2 separate regions of the Homo sapiens genome follow, and region 1 is linked to region 2. The links are chromatin loops, found by intact Hi-C in ENCODE. Cell type or tissue: spleen. All regions are shown on one strand. Links, peaks and the distances in the headings refer to the core of each region. The heading gives the core; the rest is flanking DNA.

Region 1 (2,927 bases), core at 191-2,690, 210 kb before region 2:
GGAATTGACAATCTGGGGTTGAATGATTATCTTTCTACAAAAATGCATATTGCCTTATAAACTTGTATCTTCAAATTCTAAGGGCAGTCAGGAAAAAGGATGTTTTAAGTATTCTTACCTGTGCAAACCAGTGGCAGTAAGACCAAAAAATGTATCTAAGCAACTTCCAAATACAGTAATAACAAACAATTTGTTTGATTCTGCAACTTTTAAGGAAAGTTTGTATCTGTAATTGGCATTTCCAGATTCACCAGTAGAGCCACATTTTGGACAATTAGACCTAGAAAAGTGGTGGAAAAAAGTGTGGAGATGTTCATTAAATGTTTTTCATATGATGAAAAATCCAGAACAGTAAAAATTTAAAATAACATTTTGTGTATAAATGCTCCTACACAACTCAAATTCTTCTTAAACTCTTTCAGATCAACTTATTTTAAATTTCTCTAGTCAGAATAGTTAGCGTTACTGATTTAAATTAAACAGCCCCAAGTTGATAGAAATACATACCAAATTGATGGAAAACTAAAGGAGAACTGTGCATGAAAGAGAGGACGAAAAGGCCGGGCGCGGTGGTTCACACCTGTAATCCCAGCACTTTGGGAGGCCGAGGCGGGTGGGTCACCAGGTCAGGAGATTGAGACCATCCTAGCTAACACGGTAAAACCCTGTCTCTACTAAAAATACATAAAAATTAGATGGGTGTGGTGATGGGCACCTGTAATCCCAGCTACTTGGGAGGCTGAGGCAGCAGAATGATGTGAACCCGGGAGGTGGATCTTGCAGTCAGCCAAGATCGCACCACTGCACTACAGCCTGGGGGGCAGAGTGACATTCCGTCTCAAAAAAAAAAAAAAAAAAAAAAAAAAAAAAAAAAAAAAAGAGGACAAAAAATAATCTCAAAATATTTAATACCTATTTATACACAAAGCACTTAATTGCATTTTTCTCACCATAATGAAAATTACTTTCTTTAATTCATTAGACTATGTTGATAACTTATCAGATTATAAAATTTGATATGAAAACCATGCAATTTAACTTGTTTTTTTAAGACAGTATGTAATGGTGGCTAAAGGCTTTCTAGTCAAAAAGTACACATCTACATGGCAGTGTAACTCTATTGCCATGTACTCATTGTCTGACAGTTACTAAATTCTTGAGTTCCTCATCTATGAAGTCCAGGGCTGAAGAAGGATTAAAATAGACAAATAAAGGGTCTAGTGCAAATACTGTGAAATTAGTGTTAGTCTGCTTCTCCCTCATAATTATATCAAGTATTGTGATAATTACTGTCACTTGTACTGTTAACTTCTCTTCTAGTTTGCAATGTATTATAACTCTGATTTCTATCTTTCAGGTTCTTAATGTCCACCCCTCAGTTAGGTTAACTTTATTTAACAGACAGAATAGTTTAAAAAATTTTTTTGAAATACAACAAGCACCTAAAAACATTTTATGGTAATGGCTAATACTAGAATTTTGTTTTTTCTTCAGATTGCTAAAGATCTTAAAAAAGAGTGGCAAAAGGCAAACAGAAAGCAAGGTGAAAGATGGTTGTATAAATTTGATTGTTGCCAGATGGCCACTAGGGGGAGTCTAAAATCTGTAGCTCTGAAAGTGACTCACCTTTATTAGATCTGTGCTGTTATTCTTCTGCCATACTGAGGATAGATCTATACCAACCCATTCATATAATCCTATACAAATCTGCTAGAGTTTGTGCTGTAGGTTAGCCATAGAATGAATTAAAGGTAATTGACTCACTAGGGGATAAAACTCCATTAGTACCAAACTCTAGGGAAATGAACTGTTTAAAATATATATTGGAATTTCTTTAAAGGCTATGCAATAATGCATACAGGTTTAATGTAAAATTCCTAGCAAAACTTAGACTAATATGCATTAGCATTCAGTTTACAAATGTTTTCAACATACATTATTTCATTTTTATAGGTAAAATTTACAAATGGGGAAATTAGTTTGAATTTTTATCTGAGATGACAAAGTTGGTAAATATATGACCCAAACCCAAGACTGTGAACTCGTATCATGAAGTTCTGATATTATGATATGATAACAGTGGGACCAAATGGTTAAAATAAAGAACTGCTTGCAATGACAGTATCAATAATAGCCTCAAAAAACTATGTCTATTAGTGTTCATGCATTTACATATTAAACTATATATATTTTTATAAAGTACATATGTATAATGAAGATATTTATTTATATAGTTTTCTTTAATCCTTTTAGGAACGATGCTGGATTAAAATAAATGTTAGTGTGGTGTAATACAGATTAGAGCTTCTCAAACATTAATATGTATACAAATCATCCAGAGATCTTGTTAAAATGAAGATTCTGATTCAGGAAGTCTGGGATGAGGCCCAAGATCCTGCATTTTTAATAAGCTCCCAGGTAATACTGATGCAGATGTACCTTAGGCCATACTTTGAGAAACAAGGATATAGACAACATATTCACATCACCGTCCCGATTTAACTTCTAGAGGCACCCATATTTCTAAAATGTCATTTGTTACAGAATAGCAGTTTTCAAACTTTTTGGTTTCACACTCCTTTAATACTCTTAAAAAATTATTGAGAATATCAAAGAGTTTTGTTTATGTGAATAGTATCTATTTTTTTTATTCAAAAATATTTACTTGGGCCAGGCGTGATGGCTCACACCTGTAATCCCAGCACTTTGGGAGGCTGTGGCGGGCAGACCACTCAAGCTCAGGAGTTCGAGTCCAGCCTGGGAAACATGGCAAAACTGTGTCTCTACAAAAAATACAAAAATTAACGAACGTGGTGGCATGCGCCTGTAGTCCCAGCTACTTAGGAAGCTGAGATGGGAGGATTGCTTGAGCTCAGGCGGCAGAGGTTGTGGTGAGCTGAGATTGTGCCATTGAACTCCAGTCTGGA
Region 2 (2,927 bases), core at 307-2,806:
TTTATTTAACTGTATTTGACTGTGTTTAATACTTGTAGCTGACTTTTAGGTCACTTTGATATTTCCTCTGAGATTTTCATCTTCCTTTGGCTAAGAGGCAAGTTTCAAACAGAAGAGCAAACCGTGGACTTCTAGTGCTGGATCTTCTTTTGGAGAACAGAATTGTCCTCAGTGCTGCCTGTGATTCTGAATCTCCTGGGACAAGAGGAGGACTTGAAAAACAGCCCAGTTCTTCCCCAGACTCACAGATGTGACTGATGCAGCTGGGCCTGGGGTGAGCACAGTTGGAAGCCACTGCTCTGTCCAGATGCTTCTCACAGAGGCGCCAAGGACTGGCCACACATTCTCTTACCTGCTTGCTCCTCAGTCTCCGTCAATGCCTTTATGTTTCTGTTCTCTTTATTCACGTAGTTGACAAAATGCACAACGAAAGCATGCAAAAGACAGAGCTAATCTTGACATTGGCGAAAATTATGGTTTCATGTTTAAAGAAACTATAGAAGAGATAAAAGAAGTCTTTTCTAAATTTAAAAAGAATTTAAATATTTATACTTTGTATGTGACCATAAGCGGAGAGAATTGGCCCTTTTGTTCCAGAAAAGTAATTGGTGTTAAGCCTGAAAATCTAATTTTAACAGGGAGATCTGGAAAGGAGAGTTATAGCATGAATGCTGCCAAGATGAACAGATTGCTTCAACCTCACTAGATTTTAGCATTTTTCCCCCTCTATAGAATGAAGATAGTGATGGCAATGCTTGTCTTGCTTTCATATGCTGTTGTGAGAAATGAGGAAGCCAAAGCATTGGCAGTGTTTTACAAAATGCAAAGCACGAAACCATGAAAAGGATAACTTGCCTCGTGACCTCATTGGGCAAGTTATTTGACATTTTAGTCCCTTAGTTTCACCATCTGCAAAGTGGGACCCATAATGCCTAATGCTGGCCTGACTGGGATGTTATGGGGACAAAAGTAGACGGTGTTTGTAAAGGCACTTGGAAAAGCAGGACACCTGTATTAAATTAAAGTAGCAGTGTATTTTCTATTTAACAGACAATAAAACAGGTACTGTGAGGCCACATTCCACTGAGCTTTCTGAGCAGAGCTGCGCCTCTGGCCAAGCCTTCTGGGCTCAGTGTCTCTGCTTCCAACGGACTTCCCCATGCTCTGCTTAACAGCACTGACTTCTCTTTTATCTTGGTTGCCAATCCTCCCGAGGTGGAGGCAGGCCCAGGTCCATTCTTGGGGTGAGGCTAGGAAGAATAGGGCCATTTATAACTCTGCTCAGATGACTGGAGAATCCTTTCAAACTGCTTGGCTGAAAAGCATCTAACAAAAACTTGGGGAATCCAAAGGCCTAAAGAGCCATCTAGTGGTTGCACATACAAACGACGCTGGCTTTTGCCAGTAACTTCACTGGAACAGAGATAATGGAAAGGGATTTTATTTTTTTCCTCTCCTAAATTTGTGCCTGCCCGGGCAACCATAGAAAAGGATTGATGTAAGTGTCCACTGTCCCTGCTTGTAACCCTGGACTTCAGAGTGATGTTGGAGGAAAACTGGGAACCTCTACAGACTTGAGCTGCTACAAAGCCTTGGTTTCCTTTCTCAGCTCCTGGCTTGCAGTTAGTTGTGTCCATGTGACTGAGTCTTTTTTTTTTGTTTTGAGATGGAGTCTCACTCTTGTCGCCCAGGCTGGCGTGCAGTGCCATGATCTCGGCTCACTACAACCTCCATCTCCCAGCTTCCAGCGATTCTCCTGCTTCAGCCTCCTGAGTAGCTGGGATTAGAGGCACCCCCAACCATGCCTGGCTAATTTTTGTATTTTTAGTAGAGACAGGGTTTCACCGCGTTGGCCAGGCTGGTCTCAAACTCCTGACCTCAAGTGATCCTCCCGCCTCTGCCTCCCAAAGTGCTGAGATTACCATGCCCGGCCTGTGACTGAGTCTTAGGTGATGGAATGTGAGCGGAAGTGATACACATCACTTGTGAGTCTGGTCCATAGAACTCTCTACATAGAAATCTCCAAGTCATTTGTCCTTTTGTGGTGTGATGCAGATGAGCATGGCAGTTTTGGGATTCATGTGTTGAAGATGGAATCACAAGATGCAATGAATCTGGGTCTTCAAGTCACCACTTGGAGGAGAGCTACCTGTCCATGAAGAACACCTCTTTTGGACTTTCCATAGCAAGAAGTAAACCTCTAAGTGTCTTTGAGCTATTATGCATCTTTGTGTTTGTTTGTTTGTTATACCATTTAGGGTTACCTTAACGAATATAGTTGTTGTTAGTCAAGTTAACTATGAAAATCAGAGACAGATTTACCGTGAAGCCAATGAAGCTCTAGCTTCAGGGATCTTCATTTGCGTAGGCCCTTTCCAAGGTCCAAGGTGTGCATGTGAGGAAGTGGGTGGGGGGGGGGGTCCCCTGGCAATGTGTTCTCATGGTTATGTTTTGTGAAATTTGCAAAAGTAAGATATTTTCAACTGCATGCAATTGGTTAGGTGTGCTGCCTCTTTCCTTGTCAACTTCCGCTCCATCACATTTTACTCTGTGTTGGATGGCGTTGGGGAAGCATGGACATTTTGGGGACCCAGCTCAGGGAAGTTGAGTGGGGATACATTTAGTCTGAGTGTAGTTGTTGCATTGTCGTGGTTTTCTGTCTCTTTCATGCAGAGTTATTGCTAGCTGTTCTGGTATAAGAATGGTTTCCAGGGATAGTACTCTGCCCACTGTGCAGCTGTGAAAACATGATGCAAGGTCAGAGGTTGTACTATAATAGAGTCTGTTCAGGGTGCCTGGTTCAGGGAAAATGTGAGCAGAGGGGAGAAACAAGGCTTGAAATGTATGGAGTCAGAAACTAGTCTATAGAAATTTCTTCTAATCCATTCTGATGTGTAAAATTGTAAGCAGAGAATTTAGTTCTTATT

The links. Hi-C counts contacts between places; a loop is a spot of excess contacts. Peaks named below come from ENCODE experiments on the same cell type or tissue, not always from the same donor. Only the 100,000 strongest peaks of a DNase experiment are listed, where the experiment ranks them.
Region 1: a loop joins it to region 2, with 6 times the contacts of the local background. A loop is called at or near these places in 11 of 110 quality-filtered maps.

Annotation. Positions count from the first base shown.
Region 1 is chr11:82,926,130-82,929,056 of GRCh38, reverse strand. DDIAS (DNA damage induced apoptosis suppressor) reads right to left here. Exons shown (of 6, transcript NM_145018.4): 4 at 119-280. Among named protein-coding and RNA genes, the nearest start is that of DDIAS, 26 kb to the right of the region's middle. In spleen, for the core only: CTCF peaks have their summits at 1,339 and 1,544 (motif pointing right); no DNase peak of the experiment used is centred there; H3K27ac peaks cover 425 bases.
Region 2 is chr11:82,716,847-82,719,773 of GRCh38, reverse strand. No RefSeq gene overlaps it. Among named protein-coding and RNA genes, the nearest start is that of FAM181B, 16 kb to the left of the region's middle. In spleen, for the core only: a CTCF peak has its summit at 1,381 (motif pointing left); no DNase peak of the experiment used is centred there.